Linked DNA regions of Homo sapiens: region 1 is linked to region 2. Evidence: chromatin loops called from intact Hi-C (ENCODE). Cell type or tissue: K562. All regions are shown on one strand. Each heading gives the region's core, and the rest is flanking DNA. Links, peaks and the distances in the headings are about the cores only. Region 1 overlaps C3orf49 (chromosome 3 open reading frame 49). Region 2 overlaps PSMD6 (proteasome 26S subunit, non-ATPase 6).

The links. Peaks named below come from ENCODE experiments on the same cell type or tissue, not always from the same donor. Only the 100,000 strongest peaks of a DNase experiment are listed, where the experiment ranks them.
Region 1: a loop joins it to region 2, with 2.4 times the contacts of the local background. A loop is called at or near these places in 1 of 110 quality-filtered maps.

What each region holds. Positions count from the first base shown.
Region 1 is chr3:63,844,018-63,846,933 of GRCh38, reverse strand. It overlaps C3orf49 (chromosome 3 open reading frame 49), which reads right to left. Exons shown (of 7, transcript NM_001355236.2): 6 at 1,852-1,911. The coding sequence ends at 1,882. All of the region lies in intron 1 of THOC7 (THO complex subunit 7), which reads left to right. Among named protein-coding and RNA genes, the nearest start is that of THOC7-AS1, 15 kb to the left of the region's middle. In K562, for the core only: no CTCF peak of the experiment used is centred there; no DNase peak of the experiment used is centred there.
Region 2 is chr3:64,014,350-64,017,273 of GRCh38, reverse strand. All of the region lies in intron 5 of PSMD6 (proteasome 26S subunit, non-ATPase 6), which reads left to right. PSMD6-AS1 (PSMD6 antisense RNA 1) reads right to left here. Exons shown (of 2, transcript NR_189168.1): 2 at 1,012-1,389. Among named protein-coding and RNA genes, the nearest start is that of PSMD6-AS1, 3.8 kb to the right of the region's middle. In K562, for the core only: no CTCF peak of the experiment used is centred there; a DNase peak (open chromatin) is centred at 1,553.

The DNA.
Region 1 (2,916 bases), core at 417-2,916, 170 kb after region 2:
TGGAGCTGAAATACTTGGGGAATGGCTTTTCAAACTGTAATTTGCAGTCTTTTGGGTTTTGCCTGACCCATAAGTAGATCGGACGGGACTTGTTGGGTACTTGATAGAATTCTCAGGAGACTATCATTCTGCCTCTTTCATCCATGTGGGGCTCCCTAGAGTACACCAACACATATACTAGTTGGTACAGATCAAGTATACTGGGGTTATAAATTACCAGTAAGGCCAAGCACGGTGGCTCATGCCTATAATTCCCGCACTTTAGGAGGCCGAGGTGGGTGGATCACCTGAGGTCAGGAGTTTGAGAACCAGCCTGGCCAACATGGTAAAACCACGTCTCTACTAAAACTACAAAAAAATTAGCCTGGCGTGGTGGTGGGTGCCTGTAATCCCAGCTACTTGGGAGGCTGAGGCAGGAGAATAGCTTGAACCCAGGAGACGAAGGTTGTGGTGAGCCAAGATTGCGCCCTTGCACTCCAGCCTGGGCAACAAGAGTGAAACTCCGTCTAAAAAAAATAAAAATTTTTAAATAATAAGTTACTAGTAAGACCCTGAATTCTTCAGAAAACTTGTGAAATTTTTCTCTAGGTTTAGGAAAATCTTGAACTGTGGCCCTGAAGTCCATTTTTGTCCAGGGAGTGCAAGTCGCTTGGGGATTATCTCCTGATTTTTCAGACGATTCTCTTATAAGGAAACTGTTTAACTGCTTTTTTCAGGGAAGAAAGGCAATTCAGACAAAGCAGACTGAATATTTAGTAGTAGATTGTAAATATTCAGGCAAAGAAAGAGAGAGAGAGGCAGTAGGAGTTACATCAGTTTTACCATCCTTGGTAAGGGAATATCTTCCATTTCCAGCTTTTCATTAGCTCTTTACAGTGAATCTTTTTAAAAGGTGATTTTAGAGGACTGTCTCTTTGAGGCTTCTGAATGCCAATAAGAATTTTGTTCTCTCTGCATAATTTGGGAGGCTCGGGGTTCGAGTGCACTTCTTAGATGAATAGTCTTTTTCATGTGGAACATTCCATGTAATGGCATCATAATTCTGAATTATCTTTTGTAAGATTTTGCCATTTGTAAATATTTGTAGCTTCCAGAACCAGAAACCTTATACACAAAAAAGGCAGACTGGCCAGAAGGGAGGGTACTCAGATCTTTAGAAATTAAAGAAACCATTTTATGTTGGATATTGGGTCTTCCAAAGCCAAAATGGCTTTGGCTTTGAGATCGCCTTGACCAACTTAGCTAATGACATTTCAGTTTCTTTTTTGTCTGACCCAGTCAGATGCCTGAGGCCTCCCTCATCTAAACATGTAAGAAAAAAAGAACACACATACCTATGAATTCCAAAAGCCAGAGTTCATGTCCCCCTCCACCTCATGGTAATAACCACTTACTGTGACTGCCGTTGGTTACCTTTACTACTGCAGCCCTTTATGGTAGCCACAGAGAGTGTAACGCACATTTCCCTCTGGTCATATGCTGGTCACCAATGGGATGCAACCCGTATTTCTGTCCAGCCACATTCTTCAGGGCTTGACCCAAGCCTTTTATGGCATCATGCATGAGATATCACCAGAGTGGGAGCCGAAACAATGTAGTCATTGCCAGTGACTTGTCAGCCACTATGAACCCAGAAGTCATGTGCCCTGCCACAGTACAAACTAACCCTAGGTACCCCAAAGTCAAATGTCCTCTCATAGCACAAACTAATCTTGATACCCCCAAAGCCAAAGATATCAGCGAGCTTAAATACTTAAAGAGAGCAGAGCTCAGATCTGAGGGGGACTTAACCCTCAGGGCTACATGAAGGAGATAGTACCCCCCACCCCCAGAAAAGAAGGTTAGCATCACCTTTTCCTGTGTTCCTCAAGGAGTCTCAGGTCAGCTGTCTCCAGGTCCTTTTGTGGTCATCTGTCAAGAGACAAAATTACAACAAATGTAAAGATCTCAATTGTCTTTATTTATGATTCTAGACTTGGGCAACACTTGCCGCTTCCACATTTTCAGGTATTATAGCAACAGCCACACTGCCAGTACAATTTTCCGTCTTACTCTGTTTTCCAAGGCTGTAATAGAATACCAGAGAATGGGTAATTTATAAGCAATAAAAGTTTATTTGACTTATGGTTCTAGAGGGTGGGAAATTCAAGATCAAAGGGCCAAATCTGGTGAGGGTCTTCTTGCTGTGTCATAACATGGCAAAAGGTATCACATGGCAAAGGAGAGTGTGAGATGGAGAAAAGAAATGGAGCTGAACTCACCCTTTTATCAGGAGCTCACTCCGAGATTACTAACCTATTTCCACAATAGCTGCATAAGCCTGTTCATCAGGGCACAGTCCTAATGACCTGATCACTTCTTCAGTCACCTCTTCAAGGTTCCCCCTGTTAATACTGGCACGATGGCAATTAAACTTCCTTCTTTTTTATGTATTTATTTTAAAATGACAGATAACATTGTGTATTTTTGTCATGTACAGTATGATGTGTTGGAGTATATATACATTGTGGAATGGTTAACTAGCTAATTAACAAATGCATTACCTCACAGAGTTATCATTTTTGTGGTGAGAGCATATCACATTCACTCTTTTTACATTTTTCAAGAATATACTATATCATCATTAACTATAGTCACCTTGCTGTACAATTAGGTCTCTTGAAATTTATTGCTCTTGCCTAACTGTAAGTATGTATCTTTTGACTAACATTTCCCCAACCTCCTTCTCCCTAGCCACCCCAGCCTTTGGTAACCACCATTATACTCTCTATTTCTGTGAGACCACCTTTTTTAGATTCCATATGTAAGTGTGATCATGCATTATTTATCTCTCTGTGCCTGCCTTATTTCACCTAGCATAATGTTCTCTAGGTTCATCCATGTAGTTGAAATGACAGGATGTCCTCCTTTTTATGG
Region 2 (2,924 bases), core at 318-2,817:
AAGTGTACAATTCAGTGCTTTTTCATATATTGGCAAGGTTTTGCAAATATTAATAATTCCAGAACATCTTGATCACCCCAAAAGGAAACCGACACCCATTAGCAGTCACTCCCTATTACTCCTTTCCCCCAGCCCCTGGCAACCACTGATCTACTTTATGTCTGTACGAATTTGCCTATTCTGGACATATCATCTAAATGCAGTCATAAAATACGTGGCTTTTTGTGCCTGGCTTCTTTCACTTTATAATGTTCCCACATTCATCCATGTTGTAGCATGTATCAGTATTTCATTTTGTTTTATAGCCAAATGATAGTCTGTTGTATGTATATACTACATTTTATTTATCCATTCATTAGTTCATAGATTTTTGTGTTGATTGCACTTTTTGGCTACTATCAATAATGCTATAATGAAGATTTGTGTACAGCTTTTTCTGTGGACATATGGAGTGGAATGGCTGCATCTTAATGGCAACCCTCTGATAAACTTTTTGAGGAACTGCCAGTTTTCTAAAGCAGGCGCCCGCACCATTTGACATTCCCATCAGCTGTGTGAGGGTTCCAGTGTTCCCACATCCAGTACTTACTATTTTCTGTCTTTTTGATTATAGGTATCTTTGTGGGTGTGAAATGATATCTCATTGTAATTTTGATTTGTTTCTAATGACTAGTTTCATTGAGCATCTTTTCATATACTTAACTGGCCATGTGCCCCAATTGCTAAAACTTAGCACTCTGTTTTGTGATAATTTCCTAGTTTGCCTCCTTTGCTAACTAGAATTTCTGGGAGCAGAACTTATGCTTTTTTTTTTTTAATCTTCATGACCCTGACAGCAGGACAGCACTTGGTACTAATGTGCTCTAAAATAATTCAATTGGAAAAGGAAGTAGTATCCTTTTCTAGGTAGTACCTGACTATATTTAGAAATCAAAAATAAATTGAGAAAGTGAAAGGTTTTGTATCTCACCTCACCCCCAAATCCATACACACATTCACTCACATATAAAATTTTTCCTGAGACGGTGATTTTAATATTGTTTTATATCCTTGTAGACCTTTTATTTATTTATTTATTTATTTATTTGAGACAGAGTCTCACTCTGTCGCCCAGGCTGGAGTGCAGTGACATGACCTTGGCTCATTGCAAGCTCCGCCTCCCGGGTTCATGCCGTTCTCCTGCCTCAGCCTCCTGAGCAGCTGGGATTACAGGCGCCCGCCACCATGCCCGGCTAATTTTTTGTATTTTTAGTAGAGACAGGGTTTCACTGTGTTAGCCAGGATCGTCTTGATCTCCTGACCTCACGATCCGCCCGCCTCAGCCTCTCAAAGTGCAGGATTATAGACGTGAGCCACCGCGCCCGGCCTTTTACTCGTTTATTATATGCACTTTAAAAAAGAAAAAACATTTAAAAACCGAAGTTATATGTACACATGGAACAGTTGTAAACAGTATCATATAAAGAAGAAAAAGGCTTTCTTTAATATCTGATCACCAGTGTCCTTTCTCTAGAGGCAACTGCTGTTAATCAGGTTTTCCAGTGTGTCCTTCAGGGGCACTGTTATCCAGAGATAAGAGCATGTAACACTTTTGTGTATTGTGGATGTATTTTATATGCTGTTTTGTAAGTACCTTTTTTTCTCTTCACAAGTAACGTGTATATCTTTTCATGTCACTATACATATAGTTGGTCATTTAGTCAGTAAGTGTTTTTGAGTGGCTATCGTGTACTAACATTGAGAATAGCAGCAAATTGAACAGGTAGTGTTCCTAGGAGCTTCAGGTTATCCTTTCTTAAGGACTTCCTAGTATTTCAATGTATTGGCTATGCCATAATTTATCCTCTACTGATAGAAAACGAGGTCGTTTCCAGTTTTGCCCTATTATAAGCAACCCTGTTTTGAACACTCCAACAATTTATCTTTCCCACTTGTTATTTCCTTGGGGAAAAAGTCTAAAAAATTGAACTTTCCAAAGGTTAAATATATTGTGTCTTGACCACTGTTGCCCTCCAGAGATATGTCAGTTTACATTTACACAATTTATACTTCTCTCAATCTATAGCATTTGAGAGAACCTGTCCCACCCTCTCCATACTCTTTGCCAGTCTGAGAGGACAGAAATAATTTTATTGATGTTTTATGCATTTCTCTTATTAGTGAGAATACGCACCATCTCATGGTTAGTGGCCATTGATCTCCATGTTGCTAAATCATGTGTTCCCTTGCTTATCTTTATCTGCCTTGATGTTGACCATCCTTTGCTTCTCACCACAGCTTTCTCTTGGTTCTGCAGTAACGTGCTCTTGTTTTCTCTGGACCTACCTCCTCATCCACTGTTAGACCTCTCAGTGTCTGACTGCCTTAGACTGGGTTATTGCCCTTGTTTCTTATCTTCACTTTGTGCCATCAGATACATTTGGATGGCAGTGATGGACAAATTCATGTCGCCAGCCCCAAACTGGAGCACCAGACTCATGCCTCAATGCCTCCTTAGTGTCCTCACTTGGCTGTTTAATAGGCATATCCACTTGAACACTGCCAAAGTATGCTTGAATCCCACCCTCACCCCCAACACTAAAAACAAATATTCTCCTTCTCCAGGGATTTCCATCTTGTTGAAACCACAAACATAAGTATACTCTAGAGTCTCTTTTCTTGCTCACCTTCTATATACCTGTTGCTGTCTTCCTGCTTGCATTCTGAGTCTGGCATCCTTTCTGTTCCTGGGCTTAACCATGCTTTTCCTGCCTTCAGACTTTTGTATCATTTACATTGCTCTGTGCTTAGCCAGCCCCTGAGAGAGGTATTCCCTGTCCACCCCAATCCAGTGGAGGGCTTCCTAGTCACTCTATCATGTTACTTTTATTTTCTTCACAGGATTTATCTTGTATATTTGTTCATCTGTCTCTGCCCTTTGAAAA